Regions from separate parts of the Homo sapiens genome. Here region 1 is linked to region 2. A link is an interaction called in ENCODE POLR2A ChIA-PET data of the cell type or tissue named here. Cell type or tissue: GM12878. All regions are shown on one strand. Each heading gives the region's core, and the rest is flanking DNA. Links, peaks and the distances in the headings are about the cores only. Region 1 overlaps TMEM35B (transmembrane protein 35B). Region 2 has its middle 15 kb from the start of ZMYM6.

Region 1 (2,919 bases), core at 164-2,663, 66 kb after region 2:
TATGCCATGCAGCTGTCACAGCAGGAACATGGTAGAACACAGAGTCTATCATCTTGTTACCAGTATAATATCCAGGGTCAGCCAGTGTTGAAAGAGACATTTTGTCTACCTGGCACTGCTTTCTCTTTTTAGCTTTACTACTCTTTTGTGAGGAGTACATGTTATGCATATTAACATTCCTCATGTCATATGAAAATACAAAATAAGCAGAAAAGAAATTTAAATCAACCAAAATTCTGATGCCCCAAATAACCACTTTTAATGCCTTGGTGTAAGTATACCTCTGAACTTTTTTCTGTGCCTTTAAACAGATATATATTTTTTTTAAATGAAAATAAAACCATATATCCTATTTTATTTCCTCCTTTTAAAACCTTATAAACTATAACACTGTTTCATGTCTCTTTTGCCTCATTGCTGTTAATGGCTGCATAGTATTCCATTGCAAGGATGTACTATAATGTATTTAATCCCCCATGAGGAACATTTGGGTTATTCTCAATTTTTTGCTCTCGTAAGCCTCACAGTAAATCACTTTTGCATACTTATTTTCTTCCCCTAGAAGTGAGGGTGCTGGTTCAAAACACATGCATGTTTTTAAGGTTTTTAATACATATTTAAAACGTACAGGTTCTGTATGCAGAGCTTAAGTACTTGCTTCTGCCTATGCCCTTTGAGACATATTAGAGATTCCCTCCCACTCCTTTTTTTCTCTGACATATTAGATGTGCAGAGCTAACAGGTAGGCATTGAGTCATTTGACAGGACCTGAAATCAAGCTCTGGTGGTGATCTGTGGCACCCAGTCCAGTGCTCCTTGACACCTACGTGGAGATGAGGGACAGCCAACTCCATGAAATGCTGAATGGTACAGCAGGGCCCAAAGCCTGGGAGGAATCCCAGAGGTCCTTGGGGGTAGGAAGGGTGCATATGTGTGACAGTTCTCAGGGGAAAAGTGGACAACACGTTAGGGCACCTGCTATTATGTCACCACCATCTTTATCTTAGGTTGGCAGGGCTGTGGGCTTTTGGGAAGTGATGTACCTCCCATGAGGGACTATAGTGAGAAACAGTTCACTTATTTATGCAAATATTCTAGCTATCAGCCTACAGATTGCTTTGAGGGTGGAAAAGAAGTCTCTATTACTCCATTTCATGTTCACTACAAAATGCTAATTCCCATTCTGACTAGTGTGAACCTCAGGCAAGGTGACACTCTCAGTTGGATTTTTTTCTTCTGAGTCTGAAAGCATAGTGGTGTAGTCTGCCTATAGTAAGGATAGATAGATTACACTAAATAAATGGTAGTGTCAAAACAATAAGGAAACCTTTTCTCTCATGTAAGAGGTCCAGAGATAACCACTTCAGTTTCAATGTTGGTCAGTTTGCCTAATGATGGCATCAAGAATCAACATTCTTTAAACTTTCTGCTCTGCTGCTTTCAGTGTATTGGCTATTGCCCTCAGAATTGCGAAATAGCTGCAGCAGCTCCAGACAGTGCATTTGCTATAATATTGAAAGGTGAAAAGAGAGGAAGGGTGCCTTAGAAGACCCTAGATTTGGCTGGGCGCGGTGGCTCACGCCTGTAATCCCAGCACTTTGGGAGGCCGAGGCGGGTGGATCATGAGGTCAGGAGATCGAGACCATCCTGGCTAACAAGGTGAAACCCCGTCTCTACTAAAAATACAAAAAATTAGCCGGGCGCTGTGGCGGGCGCCTGTAGTCCCAGCTACTCGGGAGGCTGAGGCAGGAGAATGGCGTGAACCCGGGAAGCGGAGCTTGCAGTGAGCCGAGATTGCGCCACTGCAGTCCGCAGTCCGGCCTGGGCGACAGAGCGAGACTCCGTCTCAAAAAAAAAAAAAAAAAAAAAAAAAAAAAGAAGACCCTAGATTTTCGCATGGATCTCACTGGGCAGAGCTATGTCCCATTTCCATTCCTAGACTAATGACTGGCAGGAGAATGGAATTCCCATGATGGACTTAGACTAAGATTTACCCACACTGGTCAGCAAGGAAGAAGAGGGGGTAGACAATGGTTTCTGTCACTTACTAGCTTATTTGAAAACTATGGATAATGATAGTAACTATTTCATAGCCTGGCACATAGTAAATGTTCAGTAAATGCTAGTCATTATTAAATATTGATTTGTTTTACAGATGAGAAAATGCATTTGGAAAGCTTGAGTGCCTATATATCAGACCTGGAACTAGAACTAAGTCCTAATTGATTCCAGAACTCAAACTTTTCACTGCACCAGCTGCCAAAGCTGAAAATGGACAGGCATGGCACCCCAGCTCTCTTCAATCTGAGGGTAGATGGGATGACCTGTCTGGGGTGATGAAATCTGCTCTGCTTTCCCAGCATTTCCCCTCTGATTGGAATTTTTTTTTTTTTGAGATGGGGTTTCACCATGTTGGCCAGGCTGGTCTCGAACTTCTGACCTCAGGTGATCCACCTGCCTTGGCCTCCCAAAGTGCTGGGGTTACAGGCATTAGCCACTGTGCCCATCTTGCTTGAAAATTTTGAAGCCCCTGAAAGTAGAGCCTGGAGCCCCGAGGATCCTGGCCTTATTCTTTCTCCACCCCTTCCAGGATGCCACCGCCAGCCCGTCTCCTGCCAGGATGGACTTTGAGTAAAACCTCTCGCAGCTAGCATTAGATTGAGGGCTCCTGTTTACCAAGTCTGGGTCTGTAGGCTGATAAGCAGCTACTGGGCCCCCCAAGCTTGGCTGTAGGACTGCCCAGCAGCTGCAGGAAAGTCAGGGTGCTAGAGGAGTAGGCTGGGCAGCTGGTGTGTACGAGCAGTTGGGATTGACAGCAGCAGGAGGATCTTGAGCCCAAGCAGTGCCTCCTTAGCAGCCCAAGGAGAAGCCAGGCCTCAGGAAACGTGCCCCCCAAACTACAGCCTAAATCTAGGTCAG
Region 2 (2,919 bases), core at 147-2,646:
ATGGGCAGGGCTTTTTTGTTTTTTTTTTTGTTTTTTGAGATGGAGTCTTGCTCTCTTGCCAGGCTAGAGTGCAGTGGCGCGATCTCGGCTCACTGCAACCTCCACCTCCTGGGTTCAAGTGATTCTCCTGCCTCAGCCTCCCAAGTAGCTGGGACTACAGGCGCACGCCACCATGCCCAGCTAATTTTTGTATTTTTAGTAGAGACAGGGTTTCACCATGTTGGCCAGGATGGTCTCGATCTCTTGACCTCGTGATCCGCCCGCCTCGGCCTCCCAAAGTGCTGGGATTACACGCATGAGCCACCGTGCCTGGCCTTTTTTTGTTTTTTTTTTTTTTTTTTTAGCAATGAAAATGTTGTAATATCAATTGTGGTAATGGTTGCAGAATTCTGTGAATAAACAAAAATCCATTGAATTGTACCCTTTAAATGGGTGAATTGTATGGTATGTGAAATGTATCTCAAAAAAGCTGTTATAAACTTATTTTTCAAAGAAGAAAACCATTCCATGAGAGCCATTTACAGGACATGCTCAATTTAGAGGCAGGTAAAGCACCAGAGTACCAGAAGGGGAAGTCCCAGAGAGAGCCTCCTGAGACCCTTTCTGGCCAGCAGAGTTACAAAATAGAAGTTCCATTCCTAGAGGTCAGATAACAGAGGCAAGCTGGTGGTTTCTGAGTCACATAAGGACAATTTAATCCCACAAAGGAATTCTGGGACCCATGGGAGAAATTGTCTTCCTCCTCCTATAACCAGAGAAAAAGGAAATGCCAAGTGCAGAGAAGCCCAGCAGACAGAGTGAGTCAAGCCTTGACGTGAAGGAAGAAAAATGAAAGAGACCTCACTTCTGAGGCCTGTGGAGCAACAGCTGGAGGTGAGGGTGAGAATCGAGGCCAGAGTGGGTCCAGTCAGAGGATGCAGGGCCAGTGTGTGCAGGTGTGTGCAGAGCTGAGGAGCTGGGTCAGCTCTGGCCATGGGTGGGAGACCTATGATCAAGGCTGAGGGAGAGTGAGAGAGTGAGAATATTTCTATGGTCTCTGGGAAGCAGCAGTTTCTGGATTAGAGCCTGAACCAGTTCTGGCCCCACAGAATTAGGGCATAACCAGAGTGTTTGTGGGTGGGGGCAGTGATTGAGTATTGTTCTCTCTGCTGGAGAGAGGGGGAGCCCAAGGCAGTCAGATGGTAGCTACTGAGGTGTAGCAAGAGAGTTTTTCTCAGGTCTGGGACCAGCATGTGGTCAAGGCCAAACCAGGGCTTCAGTCCACGTAATTCCATGGATGCATTTGTCCTCATTCTGGGTTGAGGAAGGGACTTGCATCAAATCTCTGAAGGTTGAAATAAACCTACAGCGGAGGCATGCTGAAATATTGGCTGAACACTATCCTGTGTGGGCTCACGTTCCTGGGATAGTTCATATTCACTGTCTGACTCTTCTCCAGATGCCTCTGGGTACAGCCCTTGCATTGACTTGTTTTTCTGCCCTGAACCCAGAAGCTTGGTGTTGGAGTTGGTTTTGGCACGATACAAAGCTGGGCCCTTTTACCTCTATTTGCAGGTTCTTGCTTGGTCTTGCTATGGGTCATGTGACTTCGTGTTGGCACCATTGTTCCCCCAATTTTCCCCTAAGTCCACCCCCTCATCTGGTTGCCAGAAGACTATTTATCCTCCCAATTTAAAATTTATCATTACCAGCCTGGAAAAGATTGTGAGTCCTTATCACTACAAAAATTTTTTTTAAAAATTAGCTGGTCATGGTAGGGTGTCCCTATAGTTCCAGCTGCTCAGGAGGCTGGGGGTGGGAGGATTGCTTGAGCCCAGGAGCTCAAGGCTTCAGTGAGCTATGACTGCACCACGGCACTCCAGCCTGGGTGACAGAGCAAGACCCTGTCTCAAATAAATAAAATAAAATAAAATAAAATAAGGCACTCACAGAAGGATTCCAAAGTTCATTTCCTCAGAAGTAGGCCTTCTGGAGGGCTAGTAATGTCCTATATCTTGGTCTGGTTAATGGTTAAAATACTATATTTGCTTTGTAATAATTCATGGAGCTGGTCAGGTATGGTGGCTCACACCTGTAATCCCAGCACTTTGGGAGACTGAGGCAGATGGATCGCTTGAGCTCAGGAGTTCAAGACCAGCCTGAGCAACATAGTGAGACCCTGTCTCTATAAAAATACAAAAATTAGCTAAGCATGGTAGTGCATGCTTGTAGTCCCAGCTACTCAGGAGGCGGAGGCAGGAGGATCACTTGAGCCCAGGAGGCAGAGGTTGCAGTGAGCTGAGATTGTGCCACTGCATTCCAGCCTGGGTGACAGAGTCAGACCTTGTCTCAATAATAACAGTAATAATAATAATAATAACAAAATTCATGGAGTTTTACACTTATAATTTGTACTTTTTTTATGTTTATGGATCTGCCATACCAACAACCTGTGAACTTCTATGTATGTAAAAGAGAAATAAATTTCCATCTTGTTTAAGCCACATATGCAGACCAAGGTAGTGCTCCCAAATCACCAGAAAAGGGGTGATGTAAAGTGCATATTAACAAAAACCTCATGCCTGTAATGCCAGCACTTTGGGAGGCCAAGGCAGGTGGATCACCTGAGGTCGGGAGTTCAAGACCAGCCTGACCAACATAGAGAAACCCCGTCTCTACTAAAAATACAAAATTAACTGGGCATGGTAGCGCATGCCTGTAATCCCAGCTACTTGGGAGGTTGAGGCAGGATAATCACTTGAACCTGGGAAGCGGAGGTTGCAGTGAGCTGAGATCACGCCATTGCACTCCAGCCTGGGCAACAAGAGTGAAATTCCATCTCAAAAAACAAAAACAAAAACAAAACAAAACCTTTTCCTTGATTCTTACCATCATAAACAGAAACTTCATGAGAAAGTAGGAAAAGTTTAAACTTAAATT

What was found. Peaks named below come from ENCODE experiments on the same cell type or tissue, not always from the same donor. Only the 100,000 strongest peaks of a DNase experiment are listed, where the experiment ranks them.
Region 1: POLR2A ChIA-PET joins it to region 2 with 5 read pairs; 23 of 35 experiments call an interaction of 5 or more read pairs at or near these places.

What each region holds. Positions count from the first base shown.
Region 1 is chr1:34,979,009-34,981,927 of GRCh38, reverse strand. TMEM35B (transmembrane protein 35B) reads left to right here. Exons shown (of 3, transcript NM_001195156.2): 3 at 1-548. Among named protein-coding and RNA genes, the nearest start is that of TMEM35B, 4.9 kb to the left of the region's middle. In GM12878, for the core only: no CTCF peak of the experiment used is centred there; a DNase peak (open chromatin) is centred at 1,131.
Region 2 is chr1:35,045,456-35,048,374 of GRCh38, reverse strand. No RefSeq gene overlaps it. Among named protein-coding and RNA genes, the nearest start is that of ZMYM6, 15 kb to the right of the region's middle. In GM12878, for the core only: a CTCF peak has its summit at 1,165; no DNase peak of the experiment used is centred there.